Regions from separate parts of the Homo sapiens genome. Here region 1 is linked to region 2. Evidence: chromatin contacts called from ENCODE Hi-C or POLR2A ChIA-PET data. All regions are on one chromosome and are shown on one strand. The core of a region is the stretch at or near the end of the contact, and the rest is flanking DNA. Distances in the headings are between cores, read along the strand shown.

Region 1 (3,099 bases), core at 560-3,059, 92 kb after region 2:
TTCTGTAGTGCCTTTTGGAAAGGCACTGTAGAAGTGGCTGATGGTCCTTGTGGAATCAGCTGGCCAAGTGTTTCCTCCTTTCTACCTAGACTGTCATTGGAGTATATTGACCCATCCCTGACAGAAAGTCTGTGTAAGCCCGAGGAGGAGGAACATGCCGCAAACCTGCTGCAGAGCATTAACAAGAACAGAATTAAAAAGGATCACTTCTGGGACTCATCACACAACTTGGAAATCATGTTCAATAAAAGAAAAGATAATTTGGGGCCACACTACCTGAAATGAACATCTGACACTCAGTCACTGGTCTGGATTTAGAAAACTGCTTTGATCCCCGGAGGGAAGATTGTTAATGAGTATTTTAAAGGACAAGATTGGCGAAGCATGATAGAGTGGAAAAGGGTACTGATTTTGAAGGGTCCCAGTCTTGCTTCCACTTCTGTAAGCAAGTAGAACTGACTTTGAACAAGACACATTACACTGCCCTGAGAAAACGTCCTCATCTCTAACATGGGAGGTGAAGTTAACCCTCTAGTCCATCCAACAATCAAATCTAGGCCTTAATGACTATGAAAACATGGGAAAAAATTTAAAACAAGAGCAGGTAATGCTTGCACCTTTTCGCTACCTGAAAGGAAGGTCAGACAACCTTAGTATAAAAGGTAACTTTTCTTACTTGCATGCTAACAATCAATGCATAATTTACATAGCAATGCATACACTTTATATAGTTCAAGAGATCATCGTTGACTGCCTGAACTTGATATGCTTCATCCTTGTCATGTCCTCCTCACTAAATACTAACTACCCAAAGTGATCAAACCCCAAATGTAAAAATAATCATCTGATAAATCACAGACAACAAGGAGGTGAAAAAAAGAACTCAGTCAAACATTTTTGAGTTCATAAAAAAATTGAATAGCATAATCTACCACTATGTTCCCATCCCCCTGCTAAAACAATATTTTATCACTCTGGCTTTATTTATTCCCAGTCCTCCCCAACATACTTATTTTCTGGAGCATTTTAAAGTAAATCTTGGATATCTTGTCATTTCATCCACAACTACTTCAGTCTTCATCTCAACTAATAAGGATTTTTTAAAAACCACTACCACGACAGTATTATGCCTGACAATATTAAAAAATTATTTACTATCATCTAAAGAACCAATCAATATTCAAATTTCATCAATCATCTAAAAATTTTTTTTTCTTTCAGTTTTTGGCTTGAATTAGCATCTAAACAAGCTAAGAGGTGAAACTGATTTCACCCAATTCACAATCCTTTGTCTTTTAAATATTTCTTTTAGACGCTGACATTACTTAGACACAATGTATCTGGAACACAGATAATGTGAAGGTCAGCTTCATCGCAATATTATTTGAAATGTCTTATTCTATGAATCAGATATAAATGTAGTTAAAGGCTCAGAACTGGAAAAATCTCAAGTAATTCTCAGTTTTCCCAAATGCATAAATGATTTAGGCAACCTTAATGGAATGCTTTAAAGATATTTTGCTAAATCTTACACCATTCCTAGGAAGAATACCTCTGACAGACTTTAGCAGCTTTTATTTTGCCCATATAAAAGCTGGATTTCTTAGACCGTGGAGCAGCCTAACAGCACAGATAGTATTTTCAGTTGTAGTTTCACCTGCACCTTAAAAAGAAATCTACCTGCATATGCTGGCAACGAGGACATCTTTGAAAACAGAGCTAAGAGCCTCAAACTGTCAACTCCGACTTTTGGGAAGAAGGGAGGTGAACAGTTTCTCCATTCAGCTTCCATGAGGCCTCTCTGGTAACACACAGGCACTGCTGTGACTCATAACCAGAAATACTGTTTTATAACACCAGTCTGTGTTTTGTAACACACACTGAAAGAAAAAAAAAACTATTTAGAAACCAAAACCAAGCCCTACATCTGGGCATTGGTATCAAGATCTCAAGATGTCAGAGTGGCTATTTAATTCAGATAAAGTAGGCAAGTCCTTATCCCTTTCCTTGGCAAGAAAGTGGAGGCTTCCTGCCTGCTGCACATGCCCACAGGAGGAGCAACCATGAATTTAATTTTCTTAAAACAGAAGCATTTTCAGACTTGTGTTTTCCTGGACAGCTGCCTAGTGGCTGTAATCCATAATAAGGGCGTGTAATTGACAGTAATGTGAATCACTCACTGAAATTCTGGCAAAAAAAAAAAATAGAGGAGTTATTTTTTTTTTTTTTCAGGAAAAAATTAAAGAGCAGATTCATCCTGTCCATTGAAAATAGCAATTACTTTACATTTCAGCTCATTAGCTACCTTTATATAAAAAAATCACTGTAATTTGTACTAACTATCAGCAAGTGTTGTAAAGAAGTGGTGCAGTTGCACAAGGCATGCAATCGGATGTGCTGGGCCAGGCACAATCTGTAAAATGGCAAATGTAGATGAGTTACTTGATATAGCATACATGGGATTCCTGGCCCAAGAGTGAGTTACAGGACACTGTCCTAACAGTGATTTTGCCACTTAAAAAGCTGCTATCTGCCTGGGACCTTGTAATTATTATGGTAATACCCAGGGCAGACTGATCAAGCTGCCATTGATGTCTATGGGCAGTTTCAGAATTCCTTTCACTCAGACACAGGGATCTCCAAAAGAATGGTTGGGGATTTTCCCAGGTAGAAGCTGTTGGAACCATGGAAACTTTGAGACCAGGTAAAGGGTTTCTCCCATCTATTAATTCTCTTTGAATAAGGGGAAGAATAATCTCAATTAACTTCACTATCAACCTGAAAGGGCCCCCTCTTTTCCAAGGCAGAGGCACGGGAACTAAACACTGGAAAGCTACGGAAGATTTAATTCCATTTAGATAAACCCTGACTCCATCAGAACCCGAGAGGTTCAGATATTTTTCTGAAACTTCAGCACCTGTGAAACTAGCAGCCCTTGTCCAGAACTACCTGGTATCTCAAGCTTCTGGTCCCAGAGGGAACAGGGGTATTTTGACTTGTGAAAATCCCACGAATGCATGGAGAAAAACTTGGGACTTTAGAATGCTGAGGTCTGTGTTAGGAAGATGTATATTGAACCAAAGAGTGGAAACACTTAAC
Region 2 (3,324 bases), core at 395-2,894:
TTTTAGGGAATTCGGGAAGATTATTTGTCATTTGATTTGGGCCACAGAGAATGAATATCGCACTTCCCTAGGCAGTGAAAGTTGCGATGGGAGTGAAGAAAAGCCAAGGAGAGGTCCCAGCATGAACATGCGTGATGTGTTCAAAGAGAGGCTCACTGTGTCTCAAGGGCAGGGTAGAGTGGAGCAAATGGCTCAATATAAGGATGGAAAGTGGGTAGCCAGGTTGGCGGGACCTAATCCTAAAGGGCCTTGAATACTCTGTTAAGGAGTTTGGACTTATTTTCTAGGTGACTTAAGCCTTCAGAACAGAAAGGAGTCTGTTTAGATTACGTGTGAGAGCTCATCTGTCCAATGTTCAACCACACAATCTCAATAATGATAAAGATACTAACAAAGATGAACTAGCCAAAACCATTAATCTGCTTCCATAACGAGCTAGCCTATGAGTTTTTAAAATATGTTTCTAGCCATTAATAACCAGGGAATTTCACATTAAAGTTCAGATTTATAGATTCTCTTAAAAAAAAAAAAAAGACCTGGTGATGACAGACCAGTTATTCCAAACGGCGACAGAGCCAAGGGAGGTGCTCCCTTTCCAAAGCATATGTGCCGTCCAGCGGTCCAAGTGCCTCCTCTACCTGCCACACTCACACCACCTGCCTAGGGGCACTAAATGTTTGGGTTTGCACCTTTTCTTTTAGAGAGATGCCCTCTTTTATTATCATTATTATTATTATTATTATTATTTTTTTTTTTCTGAGACTGAGTCTTGGTCTGTTACCCAGGCTGGCGTGCAGTGGTGTGATCTCAGCTCATGCAACCTCCATCTCCCAGGTTCAAGTGATTCTCCTGCCTCAGCCTCCCGAATAGCTGGGACTACAGGCATGCACCACCACACCCAACTAATTTTTGTATTTTTAGTGGAGACAGGGTTTTACCATGTTGGCCAGGCTGGTCTGGAACTCTTGGCCTTAAGTGATCCGCCTGCCTTGGCCTCTCAAAGTGCAGGGATTACAGGTGTGAGCCACCAGGCCCAGCCGATACCCTCTTTTATTAGCAAGAATAATTCTACCATTGCATGAGTTCATACATACTGATTATCTCCGGCTTCTTTTGGTAATGCATTACTTTCCCTTTTTTTCTTTCTCATGCCAATAAAGTTTTCCATTTATTCCTTTACTTAAAATTGAAGTTATACGGTGTTAAATAAAATGTGTTTGGGTTGAAAATGAAAATGAAGATGTCATATGTAAGGGGCCTATGATGAACAGAAGGTAGAAAGCATGCTCTGTGGCAGGGTTTCTCAGCCTTGGCACTACTGACATTTTGTGTGAGATAATTCTTTGTTGTGGCTAGATGCTAATAGCACTCTCGAATTGTATTAATCAAAAAATCTCTCTAGACACTGATAAATGTTCCCTGGGGGTCAAAAGTGCCCCCAGTTGAGAACCACTGTTTTATGGAGAGAATGGTTTCCAGGAAAATAAGCTCTGGATAGGACAGTGGTGCTCTGCTGGAAAATGGATAGGACAATGCTTATGTCTCCTGCTGTTACCTCTGCCCCTGTGCACCTTTCTGTTCTGCCAGAGACAAGGGTTGCCCCACCCACAGAAAGGTGGAACAGCCAGGCATCCTGAGGGTAGTGATGCCAAAAGAAGCCCAAAGTCCTCTCCTACCTGGGAGAAACTTCAGCACCTCCATGAGGCAGCATGGCAGTGAAGGCTTTCTCTGCTCTCTACTGCTGATGTAGTTAAGGGAAACAAGAAAGAAATTTGCATGATCTATTCTCAAGACCCAAACCTCCCTGTTTGCATACCCCGGCTCAGTGTGGTGTCAGAATGATTCTAAGGAAGGAAGAAGCCCCTTTTCTCTGACAAGGCACTGGGGAAGTCTAGTCGAGATCTCACTGGGGAAAGCAGGACTTGCTGCTGCTATGGGAGGCAGGAAGCAGGCCAGGCACAGATCCTGGAACACATCAGACCAAAGTCCAGGACCTCCTCTCCTTTGGCTCGAAGGGCCTTGACCCAGAGCTCACTCACCTGAGAGCTTCTTTCACTTTTCTTGTAATATACATTTATCTTGAATCTAAGCACTGTTGTTGTATTATCAAACTGTCAGGATGGTTTTATATGTTTTCCTAGTACAAGTAAAAAAGATTAGTTGCTTTGCAAGGACGGAACAGGGAGTTGTTGATGACAAAGTGAAGTAGGTAAAAGTTGACTGAATAGTTTTGATATTTTTCATATGGATTTCAGTTTAGATGGTTTTGCGCTAAAAAAAAAAAAAAAAAAACTCAATATTATGGCATTTCCTGGAGTTTAAAATACGCTGACAATACAATTTACAAAAGGCCTTTTTGTGGTTAGTGTCTTTTCACACCTCTATCTTCTGGCATTTAGAATCTAATCATTTCTTTGTGGTAAGAGGTATTATATATAGAAAATTGGTTGAATTAAATTAATCAACGAAAGTGCCTTGTTCATTTTGCACTCCTTCTCAAAAGAAACCACTGAGGTGGGAGGACTGCTTGAACCTAAGAGTTCGAGACTAGCCTAGGCCACATGGAGAGACTCCATCTCTTTAAAAAATTAAAAAAAAAAAAAAAAAAAAAGCCATGTGTGGTGTCACATGCCTGTAGCCCCAGCTACTGGCGAGGCTGAGGCAGAAGGATCACTTGAGCCTAGGAGTTCCAGGTTACAGTGAGCTATGATGGCAACACTGCACTCCAGCCTGTGAGACCCTGTCTCTTTAAAAAGAAAAAGAAAAGAAAAAACCCAAAGGATTCATTTTTACAAAATTCAAGTCTTCTGAATGATGCTTAGTAAATATGTAGTAGATGCTCAATACAGGCTAGCTAATGACAACAGTGATTTTGGTCCTCACCATAAAGGGGCGGAAGGGTGGTGGTTAAAAGGGGGAAACAGGGCAACAGCAAAGAAAAATGACAATTAGTCTCCTCATTCAGTAAATAATGAGTAAATGAAATAGCAGTCACTCCCTTACAGTAACGACAGCTCAAAAGGGTGAATGGCTTGAACAGGGGAGGATGAACAATACAAGGGTAAAAGAGGGATGCAGACAAGGAAGGTTTTGAGTAAGTTAAACCTACTGGCGACAAAGAACGTACAGAGAGCAGGGCCAAGCAGCTGAAGCATTCTTTTATTCACAAATCAATGGAAGCTATTCAAGCCAATATGGTTTGATTTAGCAGATATTAACTGCAGCTAAAGTGATGCAAATACGTCAGCAAAAGGAGAGCAAGATAAACATGAGAAACCCACACTCGTTAAAAAGGAAGATGAGAACAGAGACTGACATTTAAAG

Evidence for each region. A loop is a pair of places that touch in the nucleus more often than their neighbours do. ChIA-PET counts read pairs that join two places held with the same protein, here RNA polymerase II (POLR2A). Pooled maps may share reads with other maps.
Region 1: a loop to region 2 is called in a pooled map, with 2.3 times the contacts of the local background. The contact joins two enhancer-like sites. A Hi-C loop is called at or near these places in 4 of 50 pooled maps. POLR2A ChIA-PET finds 5 or more read pairs at or near these places in 3 of 52 experiments (T-cell, WTC11 and activated naive CD4-positive, alpha-beta T cell).

What each region holds. Positions count from the first base shown.
Region 1 is chr15:60,658,867-60,661,965 of GRCh38, forward strand. The region is part of intron 2 of RORA (RAR related orphan receptor A); the gene reads right to left. It overlaps LOC105370846 (a long non-coding RNA gene), which reads left to right. Exons shown (of 5, transcript XR_007064663.1): 5 at 1-3,099. Among named protein-coding and RNA genes, the nearest start is that of RORA-AS2, 21 kb to the right of the region's middle. RefSeq lists an enhancer at 1,744-1,793. Within about 2 kb of position 1,810, at least 8 of the 41 ENCODE cell types and tissues checked have a DNase peak (open chromatin) inside an H3K27ac peak, as active enhancers do.
Region 2 is chr15:60,566,672-60,569,995 of GRCh38, forward strand. All of the region lies in intron 2 of RORA (RAR related orphan receptor A), which reads right to left. The region is part of intron 3 of RORA-AS1 (RORA antisense RNA 1); the gene reads left to right. Among named protein-coding and RNA genes, the nearest start is that of RORA-AS1, 89 kb to the left of the region's middle. RefSeq lists a silencer at 1,599-1,893. Within about 2 kb of position 1,645, at least 5 of the 41 ENCODE cell types and tissues checked have a DNase peak (open chromatin) inside an H3K27ac peak, as active enhancers do.